Linked DNA regions of Homo sapiens: region 2 is linked to region 1. Evidence: read pairs that join two places in POLR2A ChIA-PET (ENCODE). Cell type or tissue: GM12878. All regions are shown on one strand. Each heading gives the region's core, and the rest is flanking DNA. Links, peaks and the distances in the headings are about the cores only.

Evidence for each region. ChIA-PET counts read pairs that join two places held together with the same protein. Peaks named below come from ENCODE experiments on the same cell type or tissue, not always from the same donor. Only the 100,000 strongest peaks of a DNase experiment are listed, where the experiment ranks them.
Region 2: POLR2A ChIA-PET joins it to region 1 with 14 read pairs; 2 of 35 experiments call an interaction of 5 or more read pairs at or near these places.

The regions. Positions count from the first base shown.
Region 1 is chr15:51,344,528-51,352,865 of GRCh38, forward strand. The region is part of intron 1 of GLDN (gliomedin); the gene reads left to right. Among named protein-coding and RNA genes, the nearest start is that of GLDN, 7.0 kb to the left of the region's middle. In GM12878, for the core only: no CTCF peak of the experiment used is centred there; a DNase peak (open chromatin) is centred at 4,404; H3K4me3 peaks cover 416 bases; H3K27me3 peaks cover 381 bases.
Region 2 is chr15:50,776,502-50,784,839 of GRCh38, forward strand. No RefSeq gene overlaps it. Among named protein-coding and RNA genes, the nearest start is that of SPPL2A, 15 kb to the left of the region's middle. In GM12878, for the core only: no CTCF peak of the experiment used is centred there; no DNase peak of the experiment used is centred there.

The DNA.
Region 1 (8,338 bases), core at 309-8,308:
AGAATGATCTAGTATATATCGTGGAGGCAAGTGTATACACTTCTTATAGGTGAAGGCTACACCTTCCCTGGCCCTTTTATACACCACCAGATCTTGAATGAGAGTGAGATCCAAGGTCCTCACTGTGAGGTCTTATGTCCTTAGAGGTCTAGGAACGAAGAAACAAACTCTATGCAGACTAATGTCAACATTTCAAAAAGCCTTCCAGAATGGTTCATTTATCCAAGATGAACCTCAATTTAACTGATACTTTGAGTTTCTCTACTGTTGGCTGAAAATACATCAACTCAGCATAAGAATTCTGTTTAGCTGAGCACATTCTTACCAGAACCTGGTTGGCAGCTGTAAATGACTTCATTAAAAAGGCAAGATAATTATTAAGTACAGTTAATTTGACACAGCCAAGAAGCACATTAAATCTTTAAAACCATGTGCATACTTTTGGGAGACAGTAATAAGAGGAGCCCTGGATGGGGCTTGGAAACTACTGAATTAGGCCAATAAGGAAATGGGGATCTGGTGAGCGGGGAGAGAGAAAATTTGACCCATCTGCTACTAACTCCTGTGGGAGATGCTACTTCTGTTTACTCTCTTTTTCTCTGACCTCCTCTCATATTCTTTTTGTTCTCTTCCCATCAGCTACCCTCTCTCATTCCTCTCTTCCTGTCTCACATTTGCTGATGTTCTGGTAGCTTTATCATCCTGTCTTTACTTGTCCAAAATCTAGGGTCAAGCACCCAGAGGGAGTTTCATAAATATTTTCATAAATTAAACAAACATAGAGAAGATATAAGACACTGAGACTGGTGATTACGTATCCATGATAATTGTTGTCCTTGAGGGACTGTATGCATTTCTACGCCCAGGATATTGTTCAAAATGTCCTTGGCACCTCTCTAACAAGAAAATCAGCCTGGCTACTTTAAAGCAGGAGTTACAATTCAAATGTTCTTTTAAGGAAGGCAAATATGATTCCATAATAGTCAAATGATGAAAAGGCATTTGATAAAATTTAACATCAATGCTTGATTTTTAAAACATGCAATAAAATGGGAATCAATGTATTCTTTCTTAACATGATAAAATGTAATTGTGTCTCACCCCCAAAACTATAGCTTTCCACTGAACTGTCAAATCCTGGAGATGGTCCTACTAAAATCAGTATTAAGACAGGGATGCCCACTATCACCAATAGTATCTCGAATTGTCCTAGGAGGACCAGCCAGAGCAACAAGACAAGGGAAAATGGTCTAAATATGTTAAGAAGTGAGAGTCTGGCTATATTCAGATCATACGATTATATACCTGGAAAATCTGTTGATAACCTACTACTAAAAATAACAGAATTCAGTGGGAAACAAGGTATTAAAATATTACTAAGAAATCAATAGACTTCTTATACCCAAACAATCATCTGTTGAAAGATATAATGGAAGAAAAGATGTGCAAAACCTGTGTGTGTATCTATATACTTACCTTTTGTGTTAAGAAAGGGCTGGGGGACCACTCTTGTAGAACAGAAAATATTTAAACCAAATGGTAAAAATAGTATGTTTTTGGATAGAAAACTTAGCATCATAATAAGTTAACTGAAAGTTAACTTAGAAATCTGATGTCATCCCAACATAAAACTATCAATAGATTTTTTTTTCTGGGATTAGACAAACTGATTCAAAAGTTCACATGGAAAAATAAGCATTCCTGGCAAGGAAACCGCTGAAAAAGAACAAGGAGGAACACTAGGTTCTACAAGATATTAAAATATAATTAAAGCCTGAGTAATTAAAACAGAGTGGGATATGAATAGATAAACCAATGGGACAGAGTGGAAAGTTCCGAAATAATCTTAAATACATATGGCAATTTAGTACATGATAAAGACAGTATCTCACACCAGGGAGGAAGAATGAATTTAATAAATGATTTTGAGACAACGGGCAAGCCCTCTGGGAAAAGATAAAGCCTGGAAAAGAATAGTTTTATTCTCACAATGTGTATAACAAGCTCTAAATGGGTCAAAGACTTACATTTTTAAAATATGAAACTAAAGGAAAATATGAGTATATCATTTTTAATTTTGGAATTGGGAAGCCTTTTCTTTCAAGTTATAATTCAAAAGCCAGATGCAAATAATAAATAAACAAATGTGACTATATTTTAAAAGCACATGAAACAGCAGCAAAACTTCGGCATAGCAAACAACAACAAAAATGAAAACACCACAAACAAAAGCAAAAGATAAATAACAAACTAGGAGGCCGGGTGTGGTCGCTCACGCCTGTAATCCCAGCACTTTGGGAGGCTGAGGCAGGTGCATAACCTGAGATCAGGAGTTCAAGACCAGCCTGGCCAACATGGTGAAACCCTGTCTCTACTAAAAATACAAAAATTAGCCAGGCATGATGGTGAGTGCCTGTAATCCCAGCTACTCGGGAGGCTGAGGCGGGAGAACCGCTTGAACCCAGGAGATGGAGGTTGCAGTGAGCCGAGGTGGCACTACTGTACTCCAGCTGGGCGACAGAGGAGGACTCCATCTCAAAAAAAACAAAACAAGCAAAACAAACTGGAAAACTCATATCATATCATAGATACATAATCTTTCTAATACACTTAATGTTCCTAAAAGTTGATTAAAAAAATTTAATAGGAAAATCAGCAACAGAAATGAGAATCCAACAGGAAAATGAGACAGTTCTCAGGCAAAGAAATACAAATGTCTCATAAGCACATGGGAAAAGATCTCTTCATTTAAAAATGTAGATTTCAACTACCCCAAAATATAATTTTCACCTAACACAAGCTTGTGCAATCTGTGGCCCAGGATGGCTTTGAATGTGGCCCAACTCAAATTCATAAACTTTCTTAAAACATTATAAGATTTTTTTGCGATTTTTTTTCCTTTTAGCTCATCCGTTATTGCTAGCATTAGTGTATTTTATGTGTGGCCCAAGACAATTCTTCTTCTTCCATTGTGGCCCAGGGAAGCCAAAAGATTGGACACCCCTAACCTAACAGAAAGACAAAACTACAAAAGTTTGACAACACACTGTATTAGGGAAGCTGAAGAGAAACAGACATGCTCTTGCATTGCTGTTCGGAGTGCGGAATGATGGAACCCATACAGAAGGCACTTTGGCAAAATCTGGAAAAAATTACAAATACTCTTTGACCCAGCAATCTCACCATAGATTTTATCACCTATGAATGACATATGTACATATTCATTGCAGAATATTTGTAAAAGCAAAAGACTGTAAATAACCCATATCTACCAATCCAGTACTAGTTAAATTAATCTATACACCCACTGGAATACTAAGTAGCTGTAGAACAAGAATGAGGAAATTCTCTATATAATAAGAGTCAGAACAATCCCCAGGATATATTCTAAGTGAACAAAGCAAGGCAGAGAAAAGTATATATTGTATTACCTTGTGGAAGCAAGAAAGGGAAAACTAATCAAAGAAATTAACAAAAGTGCTTACTTTTGGAGGGTATAAGGGAGGAATGAACCCCTCACTGTATAGCTTTCTGTATCATTTTGACTTTTGAACCATGTGACTGTGTTACTCTCTTCTTTATGGGAGTAAAAAGGGCCTTGTACCCCAGGTAATTTGGCAGCTGCTCCTAGGCCAGGGAGCAATAGAGCACGGTAGGGACTGCACCCACCTGAGGTTCATCTGCCTTGTCTAAAGGGGAGGCTCCCGCTGATGGTGACTGTACAAGAACCGGAGCCTCCTGCTTCCTGTGCCTGATATTTTTTTCTTTTCTGTTCTGTTCTTTTCTTTTTTATTTTTTTATTTTATTTTATTTTTTTATTTTAGAGACAAGGTCTTACAGTGTCGCCCAAGCTGGAGTGCAGTGGAGTGATCATAGCTTACTGCCGCCTTGACTAATTGGGTTCAAATGATCCTCCTGCCTCAGCCTCCTGAGTATCTGGGACAAGTGTGTGCCACCACACCTGGCTAATTAAAAAAAATTTTTTTTCTTTAGTAGAAATCTCACTATCTTGCCCAGGCTGGTCTTGAACTGCTGGGCTCTAGAAATCCTCCTGCTTCAGCCTCCCAAAGTGCTGGAATTATAGACATGAACCACTGTGTCTAGCCTGATTTTTTTTTTAAGAGAAGTACAAAATCTGTTTTTTTTAATGTGAAATCTCCTGGCTTTTAAATATTGACAGCAATTCAAAAAAGTTCTTTTTTTGTTTTTTTAGTTGGCTGACAGAATGTTGGCCAAACAACACTCACATTGTTAGGGGCCATGTTAGGACTTCCAATCATGCATTTGCAGAAGTCTCATCTCAGAATCATGAGTGGCTTTGAACCCAAAGGGCTTTATTTAGCTTGACCACAATGCCTTTATTTACCAGCCTGATTCTGAAAGTATAGTAGTTACTGTGTCATTGTGATTGTTGCTATTACTGATTGAGGTCGATGTGGTTTTTTGCAATGGGTTTGGTTTCAGTTTTTTGTTGTTTTTTGCTGTTTCTAAAAATCAATTCCATCTTCGGTGGACGGAGATTTCCTGTCACTACGGCTTTTCAAAAGCATGTACTCCCGATTCTTAGGGTAGTTCCCAGCAGGCGATTACAGCTGGATTAAGCAGTAACACATTATTATAGCAAACAGGTAGCTTTGCATTATGACTGCTGTAAGCTACACTGATATGAATCTAGAAATTCTATTGTTTATAGAGAAAAAAAATCACATTACCTACAGTCACAGCTCCTGTTTGCAGTGCTATATTTCCTTAAATTGGCTGTGCCAGAGTTTATTTCCCTTTCCCACTTCCTTGGACTGGGTTATTTCCAAATGTTGTAAAAGCTGAGGATTTAGACTGGGGTCAGCAAACTATGGCCTGTAGGCCAAGTCTAGCCTGCTATTCTACTTGTTTTTGTACAGGCTATGAAGAATGGCTTTTACATTTATAAATGGGTGGGGAAAAAACAAAAGAATAATAATATTGTGTGACATGTGAACATGATATGATATTCAGATTTCAGTAACCATAAATAAAGTCTTATTGGGATACAGTCATGCCCATTTGTTTACAGACTGTCTATTGCTGCTTTGGCACTACAGCAGCAGGTTTGAATAGTTGCAGCAGAGACCATGTGACCCACAAAGCCTAAAATAGTTTTTGTCTCGTTCTTCTCAGAAAAACTTTGCCAGACCTCCACTTACATCGTAATTCCCTGGAACGGCACTAGGGCTGATTTTTTTTTTTTTTTTAGACAGAGTCTCTCTCTGTCACCCAGGCTGGAGTGCAGTGCTGTGATTTTGGCTCACTGCAACCTCTGCCTCCTGAGTTCAAGCGATTCTCCTGCCTCAGCCTCCCGAGTAGCTGGGATTACAGGCGCTTGCCACCATGCCCAGCTAATTTTTTGTGTGTGTTTTTAGTAGAGACGGGGTTTCACCGTGTTAGCCAGGATGGTCCTGATCTCCTGACCTCGTGATCTGCCCGCCTCAGCCTCCCAAAGTGCTGAGATTACAGGCGTGAGCCACCGCACCCGGCCTAGGGTTGATTCTTAGTAGCTCGGGCTACTAAATCAGGGGTGCTCCAGCCTTGGTTAACTCTGGGGTCTAACACCTCTCCCAAGGAGATGGAATGCAAGACAGAGGCACCCTAAGAGTGTTGTTCCATGTACAGTGAGGCTGTAGGGCTGAGCCAGGCTGCTTGCTGGCTTCCCAAACTGAGAGCAAACAATGTTAGGGGAGCTTTTAGCCATCTATTATTCCCAAATGTAGGCCTTGTTTCAAACTCTATCTGTTCTCTTTGATTGAAGGAGAGAGATGCATACCACACTAGGTCCTGTGGGGTGAGGGGTTGGGGGAGCTGATGAGAGATTAGAGGCCTGATACAGGAGGATTAAAAAAGAAAGGGTGACCAAAGTCATAAACCCCATGCAGAGCCTGGGAAGTGGGTTTCCGTGGCCCTTCTCACTGCAGCGTGTGCACACGTGCATTTAGGACGTCAGTGCTGTGTACTCTGAGCACACCTGACACTGTATGCTTTGTTCCCATGTCAGAAGCCATCTCTAGGTATCAATTAAGGTTTGGGAGAGAGCTTGCAGCCATATCTCTGCTAAGATTGTGTCTAGTGGTGTTGGTGATGGGAACACACCTATAAGCCTAACTCATGTCGCAGGCAATGATGGTGCACAAGGAAGACAGGAGGGAGCTGGCCCCTGAGATCCATTGCATACACACAAATAAAGCATTCCTTGTAAGAAATTATTGGCATGATTCTCTAGGGACATATATAAGAAACAGGCGGGTCAAGGCTGATCATCTGGACCCATGAAAATAGAGCAGTTGTGTTGACCAAATGAATGGCATGAAACCATCAGGACCTACTCTCATGTCCCAGAACTATTAAAAGTCTCTGGTCTCTTTCTATGCAAAGCAGCAGAGGTGAGGGCAGTAGTAATGAGCCTCCTGAGGCTTTACAGACTGAGCAGGGTAGAACCTTCTGGGGCTTGGTGAGTTCTCGGCTCTTGTCTTTTTTCTTTTTTTTTAAGTGAACGTAAACTCAAGATTTTTTTGTCTTCATAATAAAACAAAAGATGACACTTAAAATGAGATATCTTGGCCCTTTCTCTTCTTATCTCCTCCCAGTTCAAAATGCTTGCATCTCTTGATAGCTAGCCTTCTCTTAGATCTGTTTAGAGACAGGGTCTCACTATGTTGCCCACGGTGGACTGGAACTCCTGGGCTCAAGTGTTCCTCCTGCCTCAGCCTCCCAAAGTACCGGGATTACAGGCATGAGTCACCATGCCCAACTGCTCTTGTCTTTATGCACACTATTTCACTGCCTTTCCCTCAATCTTCCCTGCCACTATGCCGGGGAAAAAATTGATTTTTGTCTTGGAACTCAGAGTCACATTAAAAGTACCTGAAAACTGTCTCTCCACTCTAGGGAGACAGCAGTACCCTGTGATCAGCTGATTATTTAGTAGCTCTGCCCACTAGACCACAGGCTGAGAGATCCTTTGGCAAAGGTCCCTCCTGGTGTGAGTTCCAGAATAATTTCTCAGATCACAAGTCCTTCAAAGCCAAGGGCTGGTTCATCCTTCTCAAGCTCTCATGCCAGGATCTCCCTATGGCAGTCACAGGCTCACCTGCCCATGGTACTGCTGCCACCTTCAGCCCTCATGTACCTGTCCTTAGCTCAAGCAACCTGGGATCTTTCTTCATTGTTAAGTTCCCAGCCCCATTCTCTCTCCCTAATTCTTTGAAGTATGTGGTGGTGGTAAGCAGTGTGGACTTGGAAGTCAGATGGATTCATATCCTGGACCCACAGCTTGGTAGCTGGGTGATCTTGGGCAAATCTTTTAACTTCACCAAGCCTCAGTTTCCTCATCTGTATGACTGAGAAAATAGTAACTACCTCATTAGGTTGTTCGGATGTTTAAGGGAGATCATATAGGTGAAGTGCACTGCCTGGTATAGTCAGGTTCTCAATAAGTGTTCATTGTTGCTGTTATTAAGATTTATCATATTCTTAGTTGATTCAGGCTGCTATAACTAAATACCATAGGCTAGGTAGCTTATAAATGACTGAAATTTATTTCTTATGGTTCTGGCAGCTGGGGAGTCTAACATCTAGGTGCCGAAAGATTGGGTGTCTGGTGAGGGTCTGTTTTCTGGTTCATAGATGGCACCTTCTCACCTTCCACCATGGTGGAAGGGCAAGGCAGCTCTCTGGGGCCTCATTTTTATAAGGTTATTAATCATTTTTATGATTTTATAAAATCATTTTTATAAGGTCATTAATCCTATTTATGTAGGCTTTCCCTTCATGACCTAGTCACCTTCCAATATCCCCACCTCCTAATATCATCACATTGATGATTAGGTTTCAATGTAGGAATTTGGGGGTACACAAATATTCAGACCATGGCACTCAATATTGCTTTGCCATTAGCCCTTTTTGCCCTATGCTCCTAGTGTCTTGTTTCTGGGTTTACTCTTTATTTCCATTTCCTTCAGGGTGCCAACTTGTCTGTTCATCTGTGCTTTTATCAGCTGCTGCTTTGGGATAGTATTTGGCCTCTTAAAGCCTGGATTGGAATCATACCAACCTAAATCATCTTGGCATTGACAACAAAACAGAGTTCCCCTTGATATGGCAACAGGGCTTCTTCAGAGATTCAGGATTTCACAGCTCCCACCCCTCTGAAACTGCCTTAGCAAAGATTATAATAGTGTGAAAATTATGACAGTGAAAGAAATCTGACCTAACTGGCTCCATCTTGCTTTTAACCTCCAAGCTTCCCTCGTTCTTTCCTCAAAGTAGGCTGAACTAACTTTGGAAGGAACTTATAGTTTAACTGTTT
Region 2 (8,338 bases), core at 285-8,284, 570 kb before region 1:
ATCAGTGTTGCTGCAAGGAACAGTAGTTGACTTTAGATATTGCTGGAAAAAGCAAAACCCAATCCATATCCAAAGTTTTCTGGCATAGTGGATTGATTCACATATTAATCAAATCCTCCTCTGACTCCAGGTAAATTAATTTATATGATTTTCTTGGTTGGGCACTACAGTATTAACTATTGACATATTGAGACTACTCTGGGCTTTTTAAACCAAAGTTGTTTATTACTATTATTATTATTTGAAACAGAGTCTCGCTCTGTCACCAGGCTGGAGTGCAGTGACACCATCTTAGCTCACTGCAACCTCTGCCTCCTTGGCTCAAGCAATCTTCCTGCCTCACCCTCCCCAGTAGCTGAGACTATAGGTGCACACCACCACGCCCAGCTAATTTTTGTATTTCTTTGTAGAGACGGGGTTTCACCATGTTCGAGGCTGGTCTCAAACTCCAGGTTTCAAGCAATCTGCTCACCTTGGCCTCTCCAAGTGTTGGGATTACAGGTGTGAGCCACTGTGCCCAGCCTGAAGTTGTTTATTTATAGGAGCCTCCAGATTAATAAACTATCACCCAAAGCAAGTAAATGCAGTCAGATCTTTTTGATGCACAAGGATAATTTTAGACTTCTAAGATGCCATTTGTTACACAGCAGTATACTTTCCACATGACTTTTCTGGCTCTATTTTACTATGATTCTATGAAATATGCCTGCTCAGCAGAAAACAGATTCAGGATTTTTGACTAATAGTGCAATTCCACTAATAGCCACTGCTATTATGTGCAGAAGGAATAAGAAATATTGTGTGCAGGAGGAATGAGGAATAAACCAATTCTGCCTCCCCATGACACCAGCCAGGCACGGTGGCTCATGCCTGTAATCCCAGTACTTTGGGAGGCTGAGGGAGGCGGATCACCTGAGGTTGGGAGTTCGAGACCAGCCTGGCCAACATGGTGAAACCCGTCTCTACTAAAAATACAGAAATCAGCTGGGTGCAGTGGCGCGCACCTGTAGTCCCAGCTACTCAGGAGGCTAAGGCAGGGGAATTGCTTGAACCCGGGAGGTGGAGGTTGCAGTGAGATGAGATCTTGCCACTGCACTCCAGCCTGGGCAACAGAGCAAGACTCCATCTCAAAAATGAAAAAATAAATAAATATAAATTAGCATCTTAAATCAGTATTTGTCAGTTGTGTGTGTGTGTGTGTGTGTGTGTGTGTTATTTTGTTTTGTTTGTTTGTTTTTTTAATGTGGAGTCTCACTGTTGTCGCCCAGGCTGGAGTGCAGTTGTGTGATCTTGGCTCATTGCAACCTCCACCTCCTGGGTTCAAGTGATTCTCCTGCCTCAGCCTCCCAAGTAGTTGGGATTACAAGCACCTGCCACCACGCCTGGATAATTTTTGTATTTTAGTAGAGACGGGGTTTCGCCATGTTAGCCAGGCTGGTCTCGAACTCCTGACCTCAGGTGATTCACCAACCTTGGCCTCCCAGAGTGCTGGGATTACAGGCGTGAGCCACGGAGCCTGGACTTTAAGTCAGTATTTAAATATTAATACCAAGTATCCAATTTGGCAGGAATGTTACATTCATAACAATGTGTAGCCTGACCCCCATGAGTTTTTTGCTGAAAATACAAACTATATAATTATATTTTCTCTTTAAGAAGTCTTGACATTATTAGACACCTCCCCTGGTTTTTCTTGTTTTTCATTAACTTATACTTGGCATTCTGTGTCAGGTGTACATGCCAGAGATCACGATGATAGGGCCATGTGATATTGCTGGCCTAGTCTAGGCATTAGTGTGCAACCCCATCAGCAAGTACAGCCGGTCATTTGCAGTCACCTGGATCAGCTGAGATGGGAACATCAGTTTAAATGAAAGTGTATTTAGAGAGGTGACCCGCTGTCACGAGATAAAGACCGAAGGCCATGAGTTTAAAATTCAGTAACAAAAGGGTGGAGCTCTGGAAACTGGGAGGAGTGAGAGAAGTATTTTACAACTTATGAACATAAATGGGCACTATATATCCTTTTAAAAAAAATATAATTAATTTTCTTGAGGCATGGTCTGACTCTGTTGCCCAAACTGGAATGCAGTAGCGCAATCCCAGCTCATTGCAATGTCCATCTCCCAGGCTCCAGTAATCCTCCCACCTCAGTCTCCCAAAGTGCTAGGATTACAAGAGTGAGCCACCATGCCTGGTCAAAAGAGCACTCAGTATATATTCTTTTTTTTTTTTTTTTTTTTTTTTTGAGACAGAGTCTTGCTCTGTTGCCCAGGCTAGAGTGCAGTGGTGCAATCTCGGCTCACAGCAATCTCTGCCTCCCAGGTTCAAGCGATTTTCCTGCCTCAGCCTCCTGAGTAGCTGGGATTACAGGTATGGGCCACCACGTTTAATTTGGTATTTTTAGTAGAGAAAAGGTTTTACCATGTTGGCCAGGCTGGTCTTGAACTCCTGACCGCAAGTCATACGCCCACCTCGGCCTCCGAAAGTGCTAGGATTACAGGTGTGAGCCACTGTGTCTGGCCCTATATATTCTTTAAATTTACCTTTTTTCTTGAAGTATAATATAAAGACAGGAAAGTGTACATATTGCAAGTGTAGACTTTGATGAGCTTTCACAAACTCAACACATCTGTGTGACCAGCATCCTTTCAAGAAACTGAGCATTTCTATCTACTCAGAAGTCCCTCTACTGTTCTCTTCTAGCTGGCTTTTGCTCCCAAGAATAACTGTTTTCTGACTTCAATCACACATATTAGTTTTGTCTCTTCTCAGATTTTGTTCAGCTCTATGTTCAGTAACTTTTTGTTGGTAGCTTGAAACTGGCCGTAGTGGAAGTATTTACGCCACAGAAATCGGCAAATCAGGGTGTTGCCCCCATCCCTGAGCTAGATGTTAAACATTTATGAGCACACCACCGAGTACAGAAGTAAATAAAACTAACAAAAATCCTTGCCTTCATAGAGCTCACATTCTAGATGGGGAGAAAGACAAAATAAGTAACTGAATTATGTTAGAAGTATATTAGAAAAGGCTGGGCATGGTAGCTCACACCTGTAATCCCAACACTTTGGGAAGTCGAGGTAGGAGGATTGCTTGAGCCCAGGAGTTTGTGACCAGCCTGGGCAACATAGGAAGACTCCATCTCTACAGAAAATAAAAAAAACTAGCTGGGCATGGTGACACATGCCTGTAGTCCCAGCTACTCAGGAGGATGAAATGGGAAGATCGCTTGAGCCCGGGAGGTTGAGGCTGCCTTGGGCCATGGTTGTGCCACTGCACTCCAGTCTGTCTCAAAAACAAGAAAAGAAAGAAAAAGTATATTAGGAGAGGAAAAACACTAAAGAGAAAAGTTAAGTTGAGTAACTTCTTTTTTAAAAAGAAGTAAGGAGTCTGGGTGGTGGTAAGCATTACAATTCTAAATAGGGTGGTCAGGAAAGGCCTCACTGAGAACATAATATTTGAACATTAATTGAAAGGAAGGGGAGGAACAAGCCGTGAGTATAGGTAAGAGAAGAGTAGTTTAGGCAGAGAAAACAGCAAATGCAGAGACCCTGAGGCAAGAATGATGCAAGGGGGCCACTAGAACTGGGGCTACATGAGTAAGGGTAGATAGCGCAGGAGCTGAAATCCTAGAGGTAATGAGTGAAGGTAGTGAGGGGTGGAAGACCAGATTATGAAAGGCCTAGAAGGCCATTGTGAAGACTTGAGATTTTTTTTTTTTGAGACGGAGTCTCACTTTGTCACCCAGGCTGGAATGCAATGGCATAGTCTCGGCTCACCGCAACCTCCACTTCCTGGTTCAAGCAATTATCCCACCTCAGCCTCCTGAGTAGCTGGAACTACAGGCACGGGCCACCACACCCAGCTAATTTTTGTATTTTTAGTAGAGACAGGGTTTCACTATGTTGGCCAGGCTGGTCTCGAACTCCTGACCTTGTGATCCGCCTGCCTTAGCCTCCCAAAGTGCTGGGATTACAAACGTGAGCCACTGCACCTGGCCGAATTGAGATAATTTAATAGGGGAAAGTATAGTTTTTTATACAGCTAAAATATTAAGTTATCAAATGTTGTCAGATTCCTTGCTGAATTCAAAGGTGACTTTTGGATTGCTTTCTTTTCTTTCCCTTTTTTTTTTTTTTTTTTTTTTTTTTTTTGGAGACGGTGTTTCATTCTTGTTTCTCAGACCGGAGTGCAATGGTGCAATCTCGGCTCACTGCAACCTCCACCTCCCGGATTCAAGCGATTCTTCTGCCTCAGCCTGCCAAATAGCTGGGATTACAGGTGTCCGCCACCACACCCAGCTAATTTTGTATTTTTTTGGAGAGACAGGGTTTTACCATATTGGTCAGGCTGGTCTTGAACTCCTGACCTCAGGTGATCCGCCTTCCTTGGCCTCCCAAAGTGCTGGGATTACAGGCGTGAGCCACTGCGCCTGGCCTGGATTGCTTCCTTTAGGCTGGATTAGCCTCTAGACTTGTGTTGTTCAATAAGGTAGCCAGTACTCACATGTGGGTATTTGAATTTAAACTTATCAAAACAAAATGAGAATTCAGTTCCTCTGTTGTACTAGTCACATTTCAAGTATTCAATAGCCACACTTGGCTAATAGCTACCATGTCAGGCAGCACAGATACTGAACATGTCCATCACTGCAGAATGTCCTATTGGACGTGGCTACTCTAGAGAGCAAACCTTGCTGGGGTGGACTATAGTGGTTTTTAGCCTTTTTACAGATGTTGCATTTGCCCTAGCAGATCTTTTGGCAAGAACACCTTGGTACAGGAATCCTGGAGCCATTTGATTTCTGCTCAGATTGTAAGTTTCTATTTCAGGACCTTATATCTAAAAGTAGCTTTATATAAAACCTGTAATCTTCTCCAGAGACATCCTCTAGTATTCATTTATATATTCATAAAAAGAGAGTGATCACTGGCTATTACCTTGCTTGTATAACCTGTTGTGAAAAGCAAGGATGGCATTGATGCAAATTACTGGTCAAAGATGGCCCAAATTATAGCCTAGAGACTTTAATTTATTCATTTATTTATTTTGTGGCTGTTTTTAATGCATGCATTCAGGTTAAGATGTGATTAAATCAGAGATGTAAATTGCTCTGAGATATAAATTGCTCAGAGTTAAGAAGTGCAAAAAAAAAAATCCCATAATCTTTTTTGTGAGAAAGGATGCTTTTTAGCATGAATTCAGGGTTATTCACCCCATCCTTTCCTCAGTGCTCCCACTCTGGGTGTGGTATGGGACTGTTAAAACTCTGGCCAGGGACTTTTCTCTAGTTGGTGAAATGAAGGAAAAGCACTCACTCAACTTCATTAAAAAGGCAGTTATCCTGTGAGCTTCTAAACTGGCTTATGTAGAACAGAATGATCCATGAGCAGCTGGGAGCTCACTCTCTATATTCTGATATGAGATGGGATCTTTGGGGGAACATGTGTTTCATGGGCATAGGTAAGCACAGATCCTTTGAGCTAAGGAGGCCTGGCTGACACCTGTGGTTGCATGCGGATACTTCTCTGAGTTGGGGTCGGTCTTATCTTTTTCCTCCTCCCTCAGCCAAAAATAGCTCAGAGATCTCCAGACTGGCAGCAGAGTCGCTCCCAACTTGCCCTCTGAGAAGACTCTGAAAAGTTTGTTCATGTTAAAATATAAATGATTGGCTAGGAAGAAGGGTAGCTCATGCCTGTAATCTCAGCAGTTTAGGAGGCTGAAGCAGAAGGATCACCTGAACTCAGGAGGTCAAGACCAACCTGGATAACACAGTGAGACCTTGTCTCTAAAAAAAAAAAGAGAAAGAAAGAAAGTAGCCTGCTGTGGTGGCTCATGCATGTATTCCCAGCTACTAGGCAGGCTGAAGCGGGAGGATGGCTTGAGCTCAGGCGATGAAAAGTACAGTGAGTTGTGATCGTGCCAATGCACTCCAGCCTGGGCGACACAGCAAGACCCTGTCTCAAATTATATATATATATATATATATATATATAGGTTTAGTGGTTACTTCTTCCAGGAAACTGAGCCAACTGCCTTGTTGACTTAAGTCAAAGGAATAAAGCTGGTTGGGTGCGGTGGCTCATGCCTGTAATCCCAGAACTTTGGGAGGCCAAGGCGGGTGGATCACCTGAGGTCAGGAGTTGGAGATCAGCCTGGCCAACATGGTGAAACCCTGTTTCTATTAAAAAAATACAAAAATTCACTGGGCGCGATGGCAGGCACCTGTAATCCCAGCTACTCGGGAGGCTAAGGCAGGAGAATCGCTTGAACCCAGGAGGCGGAGGTTGCAGTTGAGCTGAGATCGCGCCACCTGCACTCCAAGAGCGAAATTCCATCTCAAAAAAAAAAAAAAAGGAATAAAGCCTGTGGAATTTCAGACATCAGCTAAGCATCTCTAGTGCTCCTGAACTAGTACCACATTCACAGTTAGGGGAATGTACCTCCATTTTGCCTGGGACAGTCCTGGTTTATACCTATTACCCTTGCGTATTTATTAACAGTGCTCCCTTTCACTCTCAAAATGTCTGGATAATAAATTAAACAGTCACCTTATTTTATAGCTCTTTCTCTGCCCAAAGCCTAATTAGACTAATAGGTACAAGACAGAATATTTTCAAAATTACTTCCTGGAGTCAGCTTCCTCTAATCGTCTCTATGCCTTTTTCTCCTTTTTCAATTTTCGTTCTCAAATTGGAAAGCACCAGGAGACAAATGACAGTGCCTGCAATCTTGTTTTTTTTGAGCAGTTGTTTAAATAATGTAATACATCTTGGTTCTTGAATAAAATCCTAAAGAAGCACATCTTTCCTAGGTTACTCCTTATCAATTTAGTAATTCTTTTTTCAAACACTTCTTTCTGTTTGTCTAGAAAAACTTGCTTCCTTAGAGAACGCCTTTTATTGAATTATTTCTGGCAATTTGATTGGATTGATTCAATTTTTTATTTCTACAACTACAGTGACTTGGTCCACAGATTTTAGTCTGGTAGGCATATAATTAGAATTTGTTACAATTTTGCCTTTAGGTCCTATATCTTATGGGAGATGAGGGCGTGTAGTGTCTAGCATCTGCAAAATGCATTCCCAGCTAGTCTTGCCTAGAGGCAACTGGAACACCAGGCACTCGCAGTGAGCTACACCTGTATGCATATAAATGGCATTTTAAAAGGAAGAAAGCATAAAGCCACAAACTCATAATGTTCCTTTAGAGCTGGACTGGAACTATAAAAAGCACATAATTTAGACACACTTTTAGCTGTTCTAAGTTTTCTATTGGTTGTTATAAAAGTTTATGTATATTCATTTGGATTTTTTAAATCAAGCAGATATTTTAACAGTTCGCTTTACTTGTGCAGCTGTTTTCCCTAAATATGTTGGTTATTTAACTTACAAACTTGCCTTTATAAAAAGTCAGGCTAAAAAGGATTTGTCTTGACCTTTTACTTGGCACTTAGATTATAGACTTTCTAAATTCAAGCATTACCTAAGAATTTTCATAATTTTGTCACTGTTGCCCTTTGATTCCAAGTGATTAGAAGTTAACCTATTTAATGTCCTTAGGAGCAAAGGGTTAAATCCTAGCATCAAGGTTAGTTTAAAAACAACAGTTGGCCTCCTGTACAAACATTCTCTTCCATTTATAAACACACTCCTTTTTTTCTTTTTCCATTCTAAATGCCAGTTTACAATTCAGTGAGATAGTTTTCTATTTATAGTGTCTTCACCTTAAATGTTATCCCTCAAATATCAGCAGTTATTTTTAAAACAGGAAAAAAGGATATCTACTTTCACACCAAAAAAAACTACATTGACCAAGAAAATAATCTACTGTAATAATACCGAGAGCATGAAAACTGTTAGTGCAAATGAGTTTATCTATCATTAATAACAGCCCAACTCTTCCCATCAACTGAAGAACTTAATTAGACAAAGAGACAGTAACTAAGTAGAGATAAAAATGAAAATGTAGGCCAGGTGTGGTGGCTCACACCTGTAATCCCAGCACTTTGGGAGGCTGAGGTGGGCGGATCACCTGAGGTTAGGAGTTTGAGACCAGCCTGACCAACATGGCGAAACCCCCGTCTCTACTAAAAATACAAAAATTAGCCCGTCGTGGTGGTGGACATCTATAATCCCAACTACTCAGGAGGCTGAGGCAGGAGAATTGCTTGAACCCGGGAGACAAAGGTTGCGGTGAGCTGAGATCGCACCATTGTACTCCAGCCTGGGTGACAGAGCAAGATTCCGTCTCAAAAAAAAGAAAGAAAAGAAAGAGACATGATGTTCATGGACTAGGCTTACTTATTGGGGCGGGGTTTGATGGGTCCCAGGTG